Regions from separate parts of the Homo sapiens genome. Here region 1 is linked to region 2. The links are chromatin loops, found by intact Hi-C in ENCODE. Cell type or tissue: heart right ventricle. All regions are shown on one strand. Links, peaks and the distances in the headings refer to the core of each region. The heading gives the core; the rest is flanking DNA. Region 1 overlaps MAST2 (microtubule associated serine/threonine kinase 2). Region 2 overlaps MAST2 (microtubule associated serine/threonine kinase 2).

What was found. A loop is a pair of places that touch in the nucleus more often than their neighbours do. Peaks named below come from ENCODE experiments on the same cell type or tissue, not always from the same donor. Only the 100,000 strongest peaks of a DNase experiment are listed, where the experiment ranks them.
Region 1: a loop joins it to region 2, with 2.8 times the contacts of the local background. A loop is called at or near these places in 12 of 110 quality-filtered maps.

The regions. Positions count from the first base shown.
Region 1 is chr1:45,916,644-45,927,048 of GRCh38, forward strand. The region is part of intron 4 of MAST2 (microtubule associated serine/threonine kinase 2); the gene reads left to right. Among named protein-coding and RNA genes, the nearest start is that of MAST2, 120 kb to the left of the region's middle. RefSeq lists a silencer at 8,674-8,968. In heart right ventricle, for the core only: no CTCF peak of the experiment used is centred there; a DNase peak (open chromatin) is centred at 5,878; H3K27ac peaks cover 3,242 bases.
Region 2 is chr1:46,023,320-46,033,724 of GRCh38, forward strand. It overlaps MAST2 (microtubule associated serine/threonine kinase 2), which reads left to right. Exons shown (of 29, transcript NM_015112.3): 15 at 453-661; 16 at 2,358-2,496; 17 at 4,412-4,544; 18 at 5,449-5,614; 19 at 6,147-6,248; 20 at 6,512-6,634; 21 at 6,810-6,919; 22 at 7,288-7,442; 23 at 7,688-7,971; 24 at 8,072-8,266; 25 at 8,859-9,085; 26 at 9,277-9,399. Among named protein-coding and RNA genes, the nearest start is that of PIK3R3, 100 kb to the right of the region's middle. In heart right ventricle, for the core only: no CTCF peak of the experiment used is centred there; DNase peaks (open chromatin) are centred at 2,602, 3,392 and 5,102; H3K27ac peaks cover 5,027 bases.

The DNA.
Region 1 (10,405 bases), core at 1,207-9,206, 110 kb before region 2:
TATAAACTATTCAGAATGTTTTACTCTTAGGGACATATACATTTCTTTAGGAAGTTTTAGTCATTGAATATTAAATATTAACTGTTGCCTGCTAATTGATGTAGTAAATTTGCAGTGTTTGGTTTGCCCAGAAACCAATTCTAAATACTTCAGGCTGGGCACGGTGGCTTACATCTGTAATCCCAGCACTTTTAGGAGGCCGAGGCGGGTGGATCACTCGAGGTCAGGAGTTCGAGACCAGACTGACCAACATGATGAAACCCTGTTTGTACTAAAAATACAAAATTAGCTGGGTGTGGTGGTGCATGCCTGTAATCCCAGCTACTTGGGAGGCTGAGGCAGGAGAATCGCTTGAACCCAGGAGGCAGAGGTTGCAGTGAGCCAAGATCGTGCCATTGCACTCTAGCCTGGGCAACAAGAGCAAAACTCTGTCTCAAAAAATAAAAATAAAAATAAATAACAAATATGTTGAATAGCCAAATCTTAAATGTTGTATTTTAATTTTATGGATTAAGTTTTTGTCTCTGTTGTCATCCTGTACCAACATTGGTACTGAAGTATGATATTGGAGAATGATTTTTGACCACTTACTTTTCTTGAGCTTTTTGCCTAAACCAAGCCACTTTGAATATGTTTCTTTTTGGTTGAAAAGTTATCACTGACCTTGTTTTTTTCCTATTGTGGTACCTTGTCAGAATCTCTACCCTTTGCCGAGGAGCTGAAGTAAACCAGCACATGTTTTCACCCACATCTGCTCCAGCCCTCTTCCTCACTAAAGTCCCATTTAGTGCTGATTGTGCTTTGGCTACTTCTCCTCTTGCCATTTTCCTGAACCCACGAGCCCACAGCAGTCCTGGCACTCCTTGTTCCAGCCGCCCACTGCCGTGGAGGTAAGGAAACTTGCTGTGAATCTGGGCCTTGACAATTGCTTCTGGCCAAATGGTAAAACGCATACCTTACTCCTTAATAATGGGGAGAAATGGAGTAAGAGTCTTGGTTCTGTCACAGAGAAGAGTAAAATAAATATCACAGATTTCTGTTGTATTCAAAATGTCAGGAGAAAGGAGGGTAGGTTATCAGTACTTGGATTTTTGAGGCTATTATAAGTTGTGTGCCCATCCTGACCATTGGACAGCCTTGTGAACTATGACCTGTGACCACCCCATAGCATGGCAGAGTGCTAGAACTCTTAGGAGGTAAAAAAGTTCAAACCTCACATTTTACACGATGGGAAAATTTGAGTCCAAAACAAGTTAAATGGTTTGTTCAGGTTGAGGAAAATAGCCCTTCTCCCATTTCTTTCTGTCTTCCTTTTCTTATATTCAACATTATTTGATTACGTACTATCTGCTAGGACACTGTTTTGGGCATGGGAAACAAAGCAGTGAACATAAAGCAATAAAATCCCTGTCCTCAGGGAGCTTAGATTCTAGTGGAGAAAGAGAGACAAGTTAATGAGTAAATATGTAACATAACGGATAGACAGTGCTTCTGAGAAAAATAAAGTAGGATAAGAGAATGTAGAGGCCAGGGCTTGACATTTTATATAAGGTGGTCAGGTAGGTCCTCAGTGGTAAGTTGACATAAAAGACCTGAAGGAAGTCATAGAGCCTGAATGGAGATATCTGGAAGAAGAGTGTTCCAGGTGGAGGCAACATGAAGTGCCAGGGGCCTGATCTAGGAGCTTGCTCCATGTATTCTTTGTGCAACAGAGTCCAGTGATACTGGTACAGAATAAGTTAGGTGGTGAGTATTGGGAAATGAGGCCTGAAGTGTAGTGGGCAGCCAGATTAAACAATTTTGAGGCTTTTTGAGATAGAGTTTCGCTCTTGTCACCCAGGCTGGAGTGCAATGGCACAATCTCTCCTCACTGCAACTCTGCCTCCCAGGTTTAAGTGATTCTTCTGCCTCAGCCTCCCGAGTAGCTGGGATTACAGGCGGCTGCCCCCACACCCAGCTAATGTTTGTATTTTTGGTAGAGACAGGGTTTCACCATATTGACCAGGCTGATCTCAGACTCCTGACCTCAGGTTATCCACCCGCCTCGGCCTCCCAAAGCACTGGGATTACAGGCATGAGCCACCACTACTGGCCAGGACTTTTGTTTTTATGCTGGGTGAGATAAGTAGCCACTGGAAGGTTTAAATAAGAATGACATGATCTGACGTAGATCAAAAGATCACGCTGGGCTGGGCGCAGTGGCTTACACCTGTAATCCCAGCAGTTTGGGAGGCCGAGGTGAGCGGATTGCTTGAGTTCAAGACCACTCACAAGTTCGAGACCAGCCTGGGCAACATGGTGAAACCCCATCTCTACAAAAAATACAAAAATTAGCTGGGCATGGTGGCGCGTACCTGTAATCCCTGCTACTCTGGCGGCTGAGGTGGGAGGATGGCTTGAGCCTGGGAGGTGGAGGTTGCAGTGAGCTGAGATCATACCACTGCACTCCAGCCTTGGAGCCAGACCTTGTCAAAAAAACAAAAACTAACAAAAAAACACACTCTGGTTATAGTTAGAAGGCCACTAGGTAAGAGACAATGGTTATTTGAACCCATGATGATTCAGATAAGAAGTGGTCAGATTTGGGGATTATTTTAAAGGTAGAATTGATAGAGGAGGAAGAGATATCCAAGGATTGAGCTCTGGGGCAAGTTTTAGAGGTTGGGGCGATAGTGAGGAATTAGACTAAAATGAATTAGCTATTCATTCAGGAACAAGGACTAGGAGAAGTATCTTAGAAGCCAGTTGAAAAAAAAATGTTAAAAAAGGAAAGCGTGATTGATCAGTAGGTATTTGTTAAGCTTTTTGTTAGAGAATAGTAACCTGAAAAACTAAAAGTTTAAGTGAAACACAATGTATCACACAGATTTAAGTGACATTATTTGATACAGGAGCTTAAATTCCACAGACAGTTTGGGACAGTGATAGACTGACATAGGACAATGTTAGAGGCTAACTTCTCTCTGAAGGCACCTCTTCTAGACGTACTAGCGCTTGGCGTATGAGGCTGAGAAAGATTGTAAGTTGGGTAGCCCCCAAGATGTACCCAGTCCTGGCACATGGTTTTGAGTATCTCTTGATGACTATGGTCTCAGAACACACAACCTGGAGCAACATCTTACAGCTTTGGAGCTTGTTAAATTTCATGTTTTTTTTTTTTTTTTTCATAGACTTACTAACATGTGTGGTCACTGTATTAGTGCTTCATTCCATTCTTCTTTTGTATCCATGCCATGCAAAGTGCCAGTTCATTGATATGACAAGATTATTTTAGCTTGTTGTTTGCTAGATATTTTTATATTCCTTTAAACATTCTTGAGAATCTGGGATGCAGTTATTTAGAAATTGTTTGATCCTTTGAAGGAATACTTTCAGGCTTTGTTTGGTGAGACCAGGGCAGCACTTGAGGCTAATTTTTTCTTACTACTGAGGCAATACTTTGAGTACTCTATTTGATGCCCATGTATTGTGAGTTTTTTCCACTCAGGCTGATGGGAGCATGAACGATTCTGGGTCCTTAGTGAGCCCTGAAGAGGGTACCTGCTCATGTTCTTGGATAGTTTCCTTATCCACATATGCTGATAGATATTCAGCTAAAAACTCAGAGGAAGCCCCTGCAGATCTCCAGAGTTCCCCTCTGTATATCTGTCTTCTCTGGTACCCTGCTTTGAAAATTCTAGCCACCTTAGCCTCCCCAAGTTCTCAACTCTGTCTTCTCAACTCAGGGAGACTGCTGGACTCTGTTTGAGTACCCCCTTTTGCTGCTTCCTAGGCATGCAGTCTTAGGGCTTATTTTGCATGTTTCCCATCGGTCCAGTGTCTGCAAACTATTGTTTCATATATTTCATCTAATTTTTTTGTTTTTAAGGTGCAAGGGTAAATCTGATCTCTGATTCCCCATAATGATGAGAAGCAGAAGTCTAGTCTTGCTAATATTTTGAGCTCATGCTTCTGTCATTAGTTGTTCTTATTGCTTTATGAGATTATTGGTTGACTGATTCACGTTGCATAAGCCCAATAGAAGCAGATTATTTTAAAATTATTTTATCTTCCTTAGTCAAGAAAAGTTGGAAAATGTAATGTCAAAAGAATAAGAATAGGTAACATTTGCTGAGCATTTACTATGTCTTAACATTTTTAAAATGACTTACATTTGTTAAATTTAATTCTCAAAATACTCTGATGAGGTGGGTGACACATGTTCATTTTTTTTTCGATGAGGTGGATAATCTGAGTAAATCTGTTTTATAGATGAAGACACTGTAGTACAGAGAAGTTAAGGAAGTTATTAATAAGTAGTAGAAACTACCATTCAACCCCACAGTATCTTACTCCAATGTCTGTGGTGTTTTTTGTTTGTTTGTTTGTTTGAGACGGAGTCTCACTCTGTCACCCAGGCTGGAGTGCAGTGGCGCAATCTCGGCTCACTGCAAGCTCCATCTCCCGGGTTCAAGCAGTTCTCCTGCCTCAGCCTCCTGAGTAGCTAGGATTACAGGCGACCGCCACCACGCCCAGCTAATTTTTGTATTTTTAGTAGAGACGGGGTTTCACCACGTTGGTCAGGCTGGTCTCAAACCCCTGACCTCGTGATTCACCCACCTCGGACTCCCAAAGTGCTGGGATTACAGGTGTGAGCCACCGTGCCCAGCCTATGTCTGTGGTCTTAACCCCTCAGCTGTTGTTACGGGATCCTGGGAGGTGTTGCTTTTCTAGCTAGAAACCTCTGTGGCTGGTGACGCTTTTGCCTGAGCTTTGTTTGCTCAGGCCTGCTGGGCCCAGTTGGCCCAGCAGGCTGCACTTGCCTCAAGCTACCAGCCTGGATCCCATGCCTCCAAAGAGACTGGAGCGGAATAGTGAAGGGTGTGTGGCAAGTGAGCATAGGGTCCGGCCACTGCACGCAGTCAGGCATGCCAACTGCTGCAGCAGGGCAGCTAGCTCCAAGGGCTGGCATGGGTGCTAGCTCACTGTGAGGCTGCATCGGGACCAGGCGCCACGCAAGCAACTTCCACAGCTGGCACAAGGGAACGCGGTGGTGCCCAGAAACTTGGAGACTTTAGGAGCCACCAGGCCCCAAAGCAGGAGTCACAGCTCAGGCTCGGGGAGCTCTCAGGTCTGGTCTCTCCAAAGGGCTGCAGCTCTTCTCTCCTTCTCTCTTCTCTCCTTCTTGTCGCCCACAATGTGTTGAGCAAGGGGCATGTTTCAGCTCTGTTTGTATTACAGCTCTTTTGGCCCTGCCATTCGGTGGGTCCCGAGTTCTTGTCCTGCATCCAAAAGGAATGAGGTACACAGACAAATATAGGGTGAGCAAGACAAAGGGGAACTTTATTGAGTGATATAATAGCTTAGAGGGGACCCGCAGTGGGTAGCTCCTATCTGTAGGCAGGTCCTCCCGTTGAGTGTTCAGCTCTCAGCAGAGAGGAGGTCCTGGAGTGGGTGGCTCCTTTCTGCAGGCAGGTGGTCCCATTATCTCCCTATGGTCCCTCCCTCCTCTCCCCAAGCCTGGCTGAGTCCAGGGGCTTTTATGGGCCTCAGAGGGGAGGAAGTGCATGCTGGTTGGTCCATGGGCGGCCATGGGTGGGCCCAGGGAAAAGCACCACAAGTTGCCCTTGCGGTTTCTGGGACTGGCGACCCATCCCCCAGGCTTCAGGCTTTCCCTGGCTTGGAGGTGGGTCTTCACTGTGGACCAGCTTCTCTCCACCCAGGAGCCTGTCTGCCTCCTGCTGCTGTTCATGGTGACCAGGCTGTTCATGCTAAGGGGTGCCTGCAGGCCAGCACTGGGCTGTCCTCAGTGCACCCCTCAGCCTCCTTCCCATGCTTGTCAGTGCCCAAAGCCTGGAGGGGGCCAAAGTGGCAAGGGGGTTGGCATGTCAGCACTACCCCGAGCATGTGCACACTCAGCTGGGCTGTGACAGCTCCCGGGCTGGGTCCCAACTTTGCTCCGAGGTTGGAGTAGGCACTGACAGAGGGGAGAAGCCAGGTAGCGGGAGCGGACGATTCTGAGCCTGCGAGGGGCAGGGGCCTTCCTAGGCCCGAGAGTTCAGAGATGCCTGGGTCTGAAGCTGCAGCAGGGCGGTGGTGGCTGCACCTGGGGGGCTCCCACCCCACCAACTCGGAAGGGGTGGGGCTCCCACTTTTCCCTGGCTCCCACCGACTCTGTAGAGCATGCAGCCCCAGCTCCATCTCCTAGCAGTCTTGGGCAAGGGCTCCAGGTCTGATGCATTGTCCTGGGCCAGGTGCTGGGCTGCTCCAACGCATCGAGTCTGGTGCTCCTGGTGGTGACCGTGCCAGTTGTTTACATGGTGATCTGCTCCATGGGGCTGGTGAACAATGTGGGCATGCTGTACTTGCTGCTGTGGGGTGCCGCTTTCACTTCCTACCCTGGGCCCCTGAAGCATGGCCCCAGCTCTGTGTCTCGGGCCAGACCTCTGTGCCCCATGTGCAAGCACGGGACCACCCTGGGCCCAGCTCTGCCCTAGTGCCCCTCTCTGCCTGTTCCTCTGTGCACTTCTCTCCCACTGGCGGACGGCTCAGCTCAGCCTGGCCCAATTGTGGCAGTTCCCAGGGGTGGGTTCCCAGGGCAGTGGGCCTGTAGGGGGGCTTCCAAAGGAGGGTTCCAGGGACTGTCCACCTTGGCGTCTGCACCGGAAGACCCGTGTCCTGCATCTGTACCCCACTGCAGCCGGCGTCATGGCAGTGACTGCTTCATGGCAGTGACGGGCTGCCACTGCCATCACTGTAATGTTTCTGATGAACCATATGCAATCGAGAATTTATTTAATAAATTTACAAACTCTGAGCACTTACTAGCTCCCAGGCACTGTTCTTAGCACTTTAAAATGTAAAGGTCATTTGCTTCTCACACCAGTTCTGTGAGAGAGATTATCATTGTACTTATTTCACACAGGAAGCGAGGGTGCAGAGAGATTAAATAAATTGCTCAGGATAACACAGCTGTATAAGTGGCAGAACTGGGATAGAAACCTGGGTAGTCTGGCTTCAGAGATCACATTCTTAACAACCACACTGTTCCATGTCTCCATCTGAGATATTTTCATTATGTAATATCATACGTTCTGAACCAAAGTAGTTTTTGCAGCCTTGGGTCTTTTCCCAAGGTGATGTATTAATAACATTGTTTAATAAATCCTCCAATCCTGGGGGTGGGAATTGGTATTCCCACAGTCTGTTGTCACTTCTAGGTCATTACCTTTATTACCTTCTTGTAAAAACCTCTGTTCTTTTTTTTGAGACAAGTTCTCACTCTGTCACCTAGGCTGGAGTGCAGTAGCATGATCTCGGCTTACTGCAACCTCTGCTTCCCAGTTTCAAGCAATTCTCCTGCCTCAGCCTCCCCAGTAGCTGGGATTACAGACACCCGCCACCACACCTGGCTAATTTTTGTATTTTTAGTAGAGACTGGGTTTCATCATGTTGGCAAGGCTGGTCTCAAACTCCTGACAAGTGACCTGCCCACTTCAGCCTCCCAAAGTGCTGGGATTACAGGCATGAGCCACCACACTCGGCAAAAAAATCCCTCTGTTTTTTTAGGCCTGTATCATTCCATTTTACCCCTGCTCATTACTGTCATCTATTAATTTAGTTTTGTTCTCTGTACTCAAATTCACAGTCCAGAACAGAATCTGTGCTTAGTGAAAACGGTGATGAACCTCCATTCTGCAACATCTTTATGATGAACCTCTCTTACTCAATTTATTAAGCAAATTAGCAAGTAAAGTAGAAAGATGAGAAAAATGGTTCCAGTAAACAATGTGCATAAGTGAAGAACTGAAAATTGAGTGCTACTGGCAGTGAATTTGACTCTGAGTTCCAGAAGAGAGGGAACTAGGAGGGGGGACTTCCAGGGGCGGGTTCCAGGGACTGCCCACCTTGGCATCTGCACCTGAGGACCCGTAGCCTGCTCCTGTACCCCACTGCAGCCAGAGTCATGTCAGTGGCCATATTAGGATGTCTTTTTTATCTCTCTTTTTTTAATTTGATGAGTATAACTATTATAGGCTGAATTATGTTCTACTAAAATTTGTATAGGTTGAAGTCCTAACCCCTAGTAACTCAGAACGTCACTGTATTTGGAGACAGGATCTTTAAAGGGGCAATTAAGGTTAAATGAAGTCTTTGAGATAGATCCTAATCCAGTATGACTTGTGTCCTTACGAGAAGAGGGGATTAGGACACAGACAAGCACAGAGGGAAGGCCATGCAAAGACAAAGGGAGGTAGCCATTTAGAATCCAAGGAATGAGGTCATAGAAGAAACCAACCCTGCTAATGCCCTTATCTTGGACTTCTAGCCTGAACTATGAGGAAATAAATTTCTGTTGGTTAAGTCACCCAGTTTGTGATACTTGGTTATGTATGGCAACCCTAGTAAACCAACACAGCTATTGAGGCATTTGGCTGCATTGCCCCAGAGTTGGAAAACAGTGTCCCCTTGCATCATAGTGTAGTGAGGACTAGCCCTGCTTAAGGTCTTAAGCCTCTTTATTGACTGTATCTTAGGGATGGTCTTAGGACCTTACAAATTGTTGCCCGTAATAATTTGAAGGACAATGAAGATACAGTCTTGAAATGATACCCACTCTAGCTCTGTAATACATTGCGTTTTATGCCTTGATTGGAAGGAATGAGTCTGTTATAAACAAACGTTGATGCTAGCTCTTAAGTGTCTCAGATGGGTATGATGAACCTTAAGAGGCATAATAAATTTCATTGTGATTTGGGTTAAATTAAATAACCACTAACCTTTACTCCATTTGCATGTCTTCTAAGAAAATGATTCCAGAGTATTGATTGGCACTCAGATGGGGGTGTTGCATTTTTAGAGTAAGAGTGCTAGATTGACTTTGTGTTGTAAGTGGTGTCCTTGAAGAGAGGAGGCAGTTGTGTCTCTGGCTATTCACTGGCCCAGCTGTAGGCCTGCTGGAGAGAGAAGTTTGATGTTAACAGCTTAATGGAACACAGAATGACTTAGGTTTTGAATCAGTTTTGAATTGCCATAGACTTTGTCAGCCCTGAAGTAGGAGGGCTTGCAGCAGGAAATCCTTACTAGAGTGATTTTTATATTGGAAGCATTCTAGCTTTATCTTGCTTCCTACTGCATAGGAATTTCTTCCATACAATGTCTAGCAAAAAGCTATTCAGCCTTTGCTTGAACATCTTCAGCAACAAGCAGTTCACTCTCAAAGCTTTCATCCAGTGGTACCAATTTAGTTCTCTGGCACCTCCTATGTCACACGTATGAGAGACTTTTGGTAGACTTGCGTGGCAAATGGACAGGTGTTCCTTTGGGCCTCCTCCAGAACTAGGCAACCTTTGAAACCCCTTTTTGGTAGTGTCAAAATTATTTCCTGCCAAAGAGAAAGCACTATTTTCATTTTACCAACACCTGCTTTTCTTGTCTTGTCTTTTTTTAAACAACTGCTTTTCAGAGTAATTTCAAAAGAGGAACATCTCCCAGAACTTGTTCTTATCCTGGCCCTGCTGCATAGTGGTGGTAGGCAGATTACTTCACTTCTTTCTACCTCAGTTCTCTTCATTATTAAAATGGGACTCACAATAGTATTTCAAGGATTATAGTAAGAATTAAGTGAGTCAGTACATCTACAATTGTTTAGATATTACCTGGGCTGCTAGACTGGTTATTTTGCTGCTTCCATTGTTGGGAGACTCAGATGTTGCTAATTCTTAGCACTTCATTTTGCTTCCATTACTTTTTTCTTTGCTTCTATTACTTTTCTCATATTCTTATTTTCCCTTGGATATATTGCCTACCATATGTCCATACTGCAGAAGCTCCATTACTGGCTTAGGTGAGGCAGTGGCAGCTGGGTGCCCTCCTGCCCTCTCATGCATTCTCACTAATTGTTTCTGCTGAAAACTGGCCTGTTGGGGCTCAGCAGGACATGGACTGAAATGAAAAACACTTTGAATTACATTCTTTCTAAAAGACCATTTTTTGGCAATGAGGAAAGTCCATCAAAACGGTTTCAAGGTATTTCATTTCTCCTCTTACAGCAGGGAAAGCGCATCTTGAGAGTATCTTCAGAAGAAGTGATTCTCTTGTTAGAGTAGGGAAGGTTTTTTGATTTTTTTTTTTTGTTTTTTCATTGAAAAGGTAAAATAATGAAGACTAGTGCTGTGCTTTAACTTCAGGAACCCTTATATGCGACAGATAGTTTTTCATAGACCCTGGCTCCAGGTGACCCTGAATGAAGATATAATCCTGTATGGCTAGATGCCAAATGGTTGCTCTTGCCTATCAGGGGACCTGTCCCGATAATCATGTAGGTTCTTTTATATTTTTCCTAAGCGTCGGCTGGCTTGAGAAATAAAGGGACAGAGTACAAAAGAGAGAAATTTTAAAGCTGGGTGTCCGGGGGAGACATCAC
Region 2 (10,405 bases), core at 696-8,695:
TAAAGGCAGGGGTCAGGGTGTGGCCAGGACTGAAGCCGGGTCAGCCTTTGATCTCTTCCATGTGAGAGTGTATGCTGCCCAGTCCTCTGGGCAGATGCCTCGGGGTGGACCTTCTCACTCCCAGAAGCCTCCTGGGTGGGCAGGAGTTCAGATTCCTCTGACATCCGATCATTGTTCCTTTCCCAGACAAGATTCCCACGCCTCTTACTACCACGCATCCTCCATTCCCTGAGCTCTGGGGAAGCATTGAGCCGTGTCATCAGGACATGGTCTATCAAGAAGTTTAAGAGTTCTATGGACCAGGGGGTCCCAGACCCTTCTCACTGATATGCATGCCCTTGCCCCCTTGTTCTGTGCATTAATTAAGGTGTGAGAGAAGGCAGTTTGGGTGGCAGAGAGCACAGCTCAGGTGCTGAGGGTCCATGGGGGATGGGCCGGACTTTGTTTCCCAGGGCTGTATTTCTGGTGCGGCACAAGTCCACCCGGCAGCGCTTTGCCATGAAGAAGATCAACAAGCAGAACCTGATCCTACGGAACCAGATCCAGCAGGCCTTCGTGGAGCGTGACATACTGACTTTCGCTGAGAACCCCTTTGTGGTCAGCATGTTCTGCTCCTTTGATACCAAGCGCCACTTGTGCATGGTGATGGAGTACGTTGAAGGTACTGAGGCAAAGGTGGCCTGGCATGGAGGCCAAGGCACAGTCTGAGACTTAGCCTTAAACAGGGACCAGCAGCTTTGTACAGAGGTGAAGTTTCAGGGCCCAGCTTTCCAGTCCACCTTTGGCATTGGTTTCTGCCTCAGGATCACAGAGACCATTTGGCCACAGTGGGCACAAAGCTCCCTGCCTCTACCATGAGAGGCATTCTGGGATAGGATGTAGCAGGCCAGCAGCTATAGAATCTTGCACCCCAAAGCCTGCACGCTCTCTACTGCTGGTATCAGACAGCAACAGAGGAGGCAGCAGAGCTACAAAAGCCCAGGATTAGGTGCTAGGAGGTTTGCATCTGGACCCTCAGAAGAAAGGAAAGCCATTAATTACCCTGACTGGCTTGCAAAGGGGACACCCCTTAAAACCAAGCAAAATGCTCTGAGAATAGAACAGAAGAGCAACATGGGGCATAGTTCTGGAGGGAGGCAGCAGCTTTGCCAGTTTCCCTTCCCTCTCACCTTCTCACTGTGTGTACAGCCTCCAAAGATACTGTGCCTAGTCTTGAAGCTGAAGCTGAACAAAACTGTCCTTTAGTGTTTACTGGGTACATGCTGGGAGTTCATAGTGTTACTTTACTCAGAAACTAAAAGCCAGTAAGAAGGAAGTAACATGAACAGATGTTAACATCTCAGCCAGATGTGTTTACAGTATGCAGTATTCCTGTCCTAAAAAACATTAGGCTGGTACAAAAGTAATTGCATGTTTGCCATTACTTTTAATAAAGGCCTGGGTTCCTTCCCTCTCTGGCCTGAAAAATGTCCATGACAGCTATTAGCAGATTCACTTTACTTTCCACCCCCCTCCATACCCTGTGTATTTTCATGCTGCTAATAAAGGCATACCAGAGACTGGGCAATTTACAAAAGAAAGAGGTTTAGTGGACTTACAGTTCCATGTGGCTGGGGAGGCCTCACAATCATGGCAGAAGGTGAAAGGCATGTCTCACATGGCAGCAGACAAGAGAGAGCTTGTGCAGGGAAGCTCCCCTTTATAAAACCATCAGATGGGCCGGACGTGGTGGCTCATGCCTGTAATCCCAGCACTTTGGGAGGCTGAGCCAGGTGGATCACCTGAGGTCAGGAATTTGAGACCAGCCTGACCAACATGGCGAAACCCCGTCTCTACAAAAAATGCAAAAATTAGCTGGGTGTGGTGGTGCACGCCTGTGATCCCAGCTACTCGGGAGGCTGAGGCAGGAGAATCGCTTGAACCTGGGAGGCAGAGGTTGCGGTGAGCTGATATCACACCACTGCACTCTAGCCTGGGTGACAGAGCAAGACTTTGCCTCAAAAAAATAAATAAATAAAAATAACCATCAGATCTCATGAGACTTATTCACTATCACGAGAATAGCATGGGAAAGACCCACTTCCATGATTCAGTTATCTCCCTCCAGGTCCCTTCCCACAACACATGGGAATTATGGGAGCTGCAATTCAAGATGAGCTATGGGTGGGGACACAGCCAAACCATATCACCCTGTCTCCCACCCATGCCAGCAGCAAAGGGGCTAGAATCAGAGTCTCCAGCACCAGGATATTCCATGAAGCTGTCTCCTCTGGGACCTCAGAAACTGCCAGATGGGAGCTGGCTAGCTAGAGCAGGGAACTGAATCCTTTCCTCATGGTAGCCTGGGCTTGTTGCAGGGGGAGACTGTGCCACTCTGCTGAAGAATATTGGGGCCCTGCCTGTGGACATGGTGCGTCTATACTTTGCGGAAACTGTGCTGGCCCTGGAGTACTTACACAACTATGGCATCGTGCACCGTGACCTCAAGCCTGACAAGTATGTCCACAGTCTGTGTCCCTTGTCCAGGGTCTCCCTCTTGGGTCTCCAGATAAAATGTTGGCAAGCACAGTAGCTCTAAATCTATCCAGATGGCTACCGGGAAAACATGCTCCTGTGTGTGTCCATCTGGGCCTAGTTCTCTAGCCCCCCGACCACCCCAGATGCAGATCATTGCCTCAAGGTCTGGCTGGAACACTATAAGGCTTCGGTGACATGGAAGAGTCATTGAGGAGCCCCACTGAAGAAACCAAGCAAGAACAAAAGAATAAGCACATCTAGTAGATGGCTAAACAAGTGTCCTGACGTTTACTGACATCTACTCTGTGCCAGCACTATATTGTGGGTTTTTAAATGTAGTCCCTGGCATGTAGAACTTAAGTCTACAGTGGGAGACAGAAATATATGTATATAGGCTTCTTCTCAGAGGGTATTAGTCAAGTGGAAAAAGGAAGACCTGCTTTCTAAAGCAGGAGAGCAGAATGTGCAGAGTCACACAGGTGCAAGAGAACAGCACTTGTTCAGGAACTACAAATAGTGCAATATGGCGACAGCTTAGATGGTGAGAGAGTAGTAAGAGAAAAGGCTAGAGAGAGAGGCAGGAACTAGTTCATCAAGGGCCCTTTTGTTATATTTGGGTTTTATTCTAAAGGGGCCTAGAGAGTCTTGGAAGGGTCTGCTAACCAAAGATATGATAGAATGGCATGCCCAGATTATGGTTCAGGTTTAGAAAGCTCACTCTGCCGGTGAAAAGAGACACTGAGACCACTGCCAAAGAGATACCGAGACCAGGGAAAGACAGCAATGCCTGCAGCAGAACAGGGAGTCAGGATAGAAAGAAGAGGGGTAGTGTGGGGAAGTATAAAGGAAAGAGGATCAGGCTGGGGTGGGGGTAGGAAGGGAAGTGAGGGAACAGAAGAGGCTGGGATGTGTTCCAGATTTCCAGCTTGGGACTGGTGCAGGGTGATAAGCCTCTGTGGAAGAAAGTGGCTTTGACATAAGACAGACCTGAATTCAAATGGCCACTCTTCTGCTTATTAAGTCTGAGTTTGAGTCTACTAATTAAAGTTTCCCTGACCCTCACGTTCCTCCTTTCTAATATAGGGAATAATTACACCTACCTTTGATGTGTTACTCTAGAAAACATTTCAGGGGCCAGAATATTTTTAAAGCACTTAGCACAGAGCTCAACAGATAACCAAAATTATTGTTTTTCACTGAGGAGGGGAACCAGTTGGGAGGCATGACTTTGTTTTGGACAGGTTGAGTTTCTGGAGCCTGTAAGACACATGGGCAGTTGGGTAGGCCTGGAGCTCAAAAAGGAAGTCAGAGCCAGAGGTACTATTTGGGGAATCATTAGAATAAAAGGGTGGCAGGGTAAAGCCTTCAGCACAAAATGAGTGGCTCAGGCAGAGTATATAAAGGGATCTTAGTTCTAGTTTCTCCCAACTAACCCTCCTCCCAAGACCAGCCATGGACATGGAACAAAATTATGTGTGCCCCCTGCCCCTCTCCCTGAAACAGGAGTATTATGGGCCACTCAGATTGGGAGAGGGGACTAGGAATGGCTCCAGCAGCTGCCTTAGGATGAGGCTGATCTCAGCTCTGTAGAAGAAACTCTGTTCCTCAACTGAATGACTCCTGCCCCCAACATAGAATACAGTTAGGGCAATAAGCAGAAATGGAGTTGTGGGAATGGGCAAAAGGCAGGTTCGTTGCTTGTGCAGAATGCAGCACTCACACAGCCAGAGCGATTTACGTGTCCACACCTGCCTGTCCCCCCAGCTGAAGCTACCCAGCTTGTGTCTCACAGTACCCCCATGGAAGCCTGAGTGGGGAAACTGGGCATATACTAAAATCAGTACTCTCAGAAAACCAGGAATAACTTCTTAATTTTATTTCTTCGTTCTTCCAGCCTCCTAATTACATCCATGGGGCACATCAAGCTCACGGACTTTGGACTGTCCAAAATTGGCCTCATGAGTCTGACAACGAACTTGTATGAGGGTCATATTGAAAAGGATGCCCGGGAATTCCTGGACAAGCAGGTAAGGAAGGGTAGTTGATACACTGGGGGTTAAATTCTAGGCCCTTGTCCTGGCGCAGTGTCTTACGCCCGTAATCCCAACCCTTTGGGAGGCTGAGGCAGGAGGATCGCTTGAGGCCAGCCTGGGCAACATAGTGAGACCCCATCTCTACATTTGTGTACACATACATAGATTCCAGGCCCTAGAATAAGGCCTTGGGGCCATATGCCTACCTTGTAGCTAGATGTTAAGATTGGGAACCCCTATCTTTTCTACCTTTGGGTTCCAGAGAGGCACTGAGATAGGTAGCACATTTGGAAAACAGGATGAGCCTTGAGAATCATATGGATATAAAATCCAAAGTCATCTTCCTCCTCAGGGTTTGGGGAAAATAGGTCATATAACTGTTAGCACAGAGTTTCATATGAGATCAGTCCTGAATCTCCCAGCCTGAATCAAGGGCAAGGCTCTCCTGGAGCCTGAGGTTCTTGGAACACAGCTCTGAATTTCCATTGGGCTGTGGCCCAGTGTCCTGAGAGGCAGCCTCTGGATGTTCCCTGGTTTGACATTTCAGGTTGTGACTGTTCACCGGTCCCTGTAGTTGTTACATGACTGATAGGGTCTGTTTTGTTAGAGGCTGGAGTGCAGAGGCCCATTGTGGGATCACATGCCAGAGGTGGGTGTTGAGGGCTTAAGGGATGGTAGTTCCGGGCTAGAATGAGACATTTTTGTTAATTAGGAAATACCTACTGACAGTTCCGACTCTTGTTCCCTGGGGCTTCTGTTGATCTTGTTCATTAACTAAGGTGGGCTGAGTCTTCATTCAGAGATTCTTCTGCTCGAGATGGGAGCATCCCCCATCTCCGGCTGTCATGCCAGTCAGCAGCCTCAGGAGGCTGAGCCAGCCTGGCTTTTCTGTGCCCAGGTATGCGGGACCCCAGAATACATTGCGCCTGAGGTGATCCTGCGCCAGGGCTATGGGAAGCCAGTGGACTGGTGGGCCATGGGCATTATCCTGTATGAGTTCCTGGTGGGCTGCGTCCCTTTTTTTGGAGATACTCCGGAGGAGCTCTTTGGGCAGGTGATCAGTGGTAGGTACTATGCCCCTGGCCCAGTGGGGAAACAGAGTCTGAATCCACAAATATGATGTATGCAGGCAGCTCGTGAGGCCTGTGAGCTCTTGTTCTGAACTCATCATGTGTGTTTGTGATGTCTGCTGCTTTGGGGATGGGTGTCTCTGTGTTTCTGCATGTACATACATGTGCACACTGTGTCCCTTGGGGCTTCACATGTCTCTCATAGACACCTGGTCTCTCATATACACCTGGGTGTTCCTGTCTGTGTATGTGCACATCCCATAAGTGTGAGGGGTACGTCTGTGTATGTTTTGTGGAGTATAAAAGCAGGGTGAGCTAGAGCTTTGCAGTGCCTGCTGTGGATCAAAGATCAAGCTATGGTCTAGGAACCTATAGAATTTAAGGACTGGGGTCCCAGGCAAGGCTTTCAGGGGCTCCAGGCTGGGTCCTTTTTGCCTCCTTTCCTTTCACTGTTCTGGGACCCTCTTCTGCATCTCTCCACTCTACCCACAATTTCTCCTTTCCCTCTCACCCCTGATGACTTCAGATGAGATTGTGTGGCCTGAGGGTGATGAGGCACTGCCCCCAGACGCCCAGGACCTCACCTCCAAACTGCTCCACCAGAACCCTCTGGAGAGACTTGGCACAGGTAGGGCAGGCCCTGCTAACTTTTCTCACTACTTGGAAAAGGGGTAAGGGAGGCTGAGTCATGTACCCTGGAGGTTCAGGCTTCGGTTACGGGCAGCCCCTCTGGATCCTGAAACTCTGCCCTGCTCTGTAGGCAGAAAAGGGAAGATGCTTGAGCTGATCCCCTAGGTATAGCTTCTGAAGGTCTGGCTTCTTGCTAGATTTGCTGACCTAGACTCCATGCTGCTCATCCTACCCCCTTGCCCATGTCCTCCCTGTCCACAGGCAGTGCCTATGAGGTGAAGCAGCACCCATTCTTTACTGGTCTGGACTGGACAGGACTTCTCCGCCAGAAGGCTGAATTTATTCCTCAGTTGGAGTCAGAGGATGATACTAGCTATTTTGACAGTAAGGCCACCGATGGGTGGGGTGGAGGATGGGTCCTACCTGTTTGCCTAGAAACACCTGTGCACACTGAAATTGCATTGGGAGCAACTTCTCAGGGCTCTGCTGAAATCTAATGGGGTCACAAGGAGGCCACCAGCAGGGCTCTGAAGGAAAGTGTCCTTTATGTCTGGCCCAGCCCGCTCAGAGCGATACCACCACATGGACTCGGAGGATGAGGAAGAAGTGAGTGAGGATGGCTGCCTTGAGATCCGCCAGTTCTCTTCCTGCTCTCCAAGGTTCAACAAGGTGTGACTGAGGAGGCCCAGAATGGGCAGAACAGGCTGGAGGATCAGAAGAAGAGGGCCTGTCAAAGGGCACACCTGGGGCAGGCTCAGGGAGTTGGGGTTGGGGCCACCTCTAGAAAAAGAGGAGCTAAGGGTTGGGGCTACATATAGCTATATATAGGTGCTTCTAGAACCACTGCTGTCCCTGACATGAGATGCCAGGTCAGATCAGTGGAATAACTCCTTCCCCAAATATTCAGCAGGGGTGTGTGAAGGAGGGATGGAACCGACTGGTTCAAATTCCTAGGTTTCCGATGCCAAGGATGCTTTATGCCACTTGGGAGGTACGGCTGCCAGAGCCCATCCCCAGCGCATCCCCTGTGCCCACAGGTGTACAGCAGCATGGAGCGGCTCTCACTGCTCGAGGAGCGCCGGACACCACCCCCGACCAAGCGCAGCCTGAGTGAGGAGAAGGAGGACCATTCAGATGGCCTGGCAGGGCTCAAAGGCCGAGACCGGAGCTGGGTGATTGGCTCCCCTGAGATGTGAGCACCCAGAGTTCACCCAGGGTGGGCGACACAGCTATCCCTGCATTGTCACAGATCATGGGAGAGATTCCGATGCCAGGGAGGAGTGCAGGTGGCAGGGAGGGGGCATTCACAAGGGTGGCTCCTGGAGGAATGTCTGCGGAGGAAAGTTCTGTTACTATAACCCTTGTGTGCCCCTAAGGAGACCTGGCAGGAGGAGGGGGACCACCTGGGTCACTCACCCCAGGCCTTGTGTCTCATAGATTACGGAAGCGGCTGTCGGTGTCTGAGTCATCCCACACAGAGAGTGACTCAAGCCCTCCAATGACAGTGCGACGCCGCTGCTCAGGCCTCCTGGATGCGCCTCGGTTCCCGGAGGGCCCTGAGGAGGCCAGCAGCACCCTCAGGAGGCAACCACAGGAGGGTATATGGGTCCTGACACCCCCATCTGGAGAGGGGGTATCTGGGCCTGTCACTGAACACTCAGGGGAGCAGCGGCCAAAGCTGGATGAGGAAGCTGTTGGCCGGAGCAGTGGTTCCAGTCCAGGTATGGCCCAGTGGGCGGCCAAACGACCTAAGCTGGAGGATACTGCAGGGCAGGGAGGCTCAGCGGCATCGCGGGTCTCACTGCTTACTTGGGCCTACAGCTATGGAGACCCGAGGCCGTGGGACCTCACAGCTGGCTGAGGGAGCCACAGCCAAGGCCATCAGTGACCTGGCTGTGCGTAGGGCCCGCCACCGGCTGCTCTCTGGGGACTCAACAGAGAAGCGCACTGCTCGCCCTGTCAACAAAGTGATCAAGTCCGCCTCAGCCACAGCCCTCTCACTCCTCATTCCTTCGGGTGAGGCCCCTGGGGAGCTGGGATAAAACTCACAGGAAGGGCCTTGTAATCTCTAGGCCTTGGGAGGGTTCTGCACGTGGCAGGTGTGTGTGTGTGTGTTAAGCACAGATCTGACTGTGGTCTCTGAAGGTGTGTATTGGTGTCTGGGGTTGTGTATACATGTGCCAGAAAGCAGGACAGCACCATGTCACAAGTGCAGGCTTTGGGGTAGAGAGCTCACACTCAAATCCTGGCTCCATCACTAACAGGCTCTTGACCTTGAGCAAGTTGCTTAACTTCTCTAAGCCTCAAGTTTCTTATCCAAAAATGTGGATATAATAGAGGCCAGCTGATAGGTTGTGACATTTAAATATATATGACAAGCTTATATAGTCCCTGATACACACATAAATGCTAGCTGCCATTTCTCATCACCACCACCGTCTCTTGGGGTCTGGACACGGGAGAGGGCTTCACAGGTCAGGGGCTGTGGGGAAAATGGACCTAGGCTCAGGCTCTGTCTGTGACTAGAGTTGTGCTGACATCAACAGACTGGACCAGGGGCCAGGCCAAAGCCCTCTGACCCACTAAGTCCTGGCTTCTCCTTCTCCAGAACACCACACCTGCTCCCCGTTGGCCAGCCCCATGTCCCCACATTCTCAGTCGTCCAACCCATCATCCCGGGACTCTTCTCCAAGCAGGGACTTCTTGCCAGCCCTTGGCAGCATGAGGCCTCCCATCATCATCCACCGAGCTGGCAAGAAGTATGGCTTCACCCTGCGGGCCATTCGCGTCTACATGGGTGACTCCGATGTCTACACCGTGCACCATATGGTGTGGGTATGTCTGACCATCCAGACCTGCTGTCTCCCTGCTTCATCATCCTTCCAGCTTCCCCTTTGTGGAGCCCATCTGTCCCTGCTCGGGGGTCAAAGGGTGGTGGTGAAGGGGCTCACAGCTTAATGTCCAGAACCAGGCCCCATACTTCGTGTTCAGGCTCCAGTCTGAGTACTGTTCTCTTCCTGGCACAGCACGTGGAGGATGGAGGTCCGGCCAGTGAGGCAGGGCTTCGTCAAGGTGACCTCATCACCCATGTCAATGGGGAACCTGTGCATGGCCTGGTGCACACGGAGGTGGTAGAGCTGATCCTGAAGGTTAGTGCTGGGCGTGCTGCCTGCATGGTCCCTGAATGACCTCAGCCTGTGAGTCTGTGATGGCAGTTAGGGGAGTGGGTGAGTTGGGTGCACACACATCTACACCGAGTATGGATGTAGGTACACACAGGCCGGGCGCGGTGGCTCATGCCTGTAAATCCCAACACTTTAGGAGGCTGAGGCAGGTGGATCACTTGAGACCAGAAGTTTGAGACCAGCCTAGCCAACATGGTGAAACCCTGCCTCTACTAAAAATACAAAAAAAAAAAAAAAAAAATGCCTGGGTGTGGTGGCTCACGCCTGTAATCCCAGCACTTTGGGAGGCCGAGGCGGGTGGATCACCTGTGGTCAGGAGTTTGAGACCAGCCTGCCCAGCATGGCAAAACTCTACTAAAAATAACAAAAATTAGCCAAGCGTGGTGGTAGGCACTTGTAATCCCGGCTACTCGGGAGGCTGAGGAAGGAGAATTGCTTGAACCTGGAAGGCAGTTTGCAGTGAGCTGAGGTCATACCACTGCACTCCAGCTTGGGAGACACAGCAAGACTCTGTTTCCAAAAAAAAAAAAAAAAATTAGCCGAGTGTGGTAGCACATGCCTGTAATCCCAGCTACTTGGGAGGCTGAGGCAGGAGAAGTGCTTGAACCCAGGAGGCAGAGGTTGCAGTGAGCTGAGATCGCACCACTGCACTCCAGCCTGGGTGACAGAGTGAGACTCTGTCTTAAAAAAAAAAAAAAAAGATGTAGGTACACACAGAACTTGAATGTGGCACAACAGAGAGTTTTCTCCACAAGGCAGTACCCTCCCTGACTAAGGCCCAGGGATCCTTCTGAGCTGTGGGTAGGGCTGCAGAATGGGACGGATTAGCCTGTTTTCTACCTTCTTACCCCAAACCACTCTGGGGCTCCAATGGGAGCCATTTCCTCATCTGTAAAAACAATAATATAGGCCTGTGGTTCAGATGTGTTGGTGCAGGGACAAAAAGCTGGAGCTGTGGTATAGCCATGCC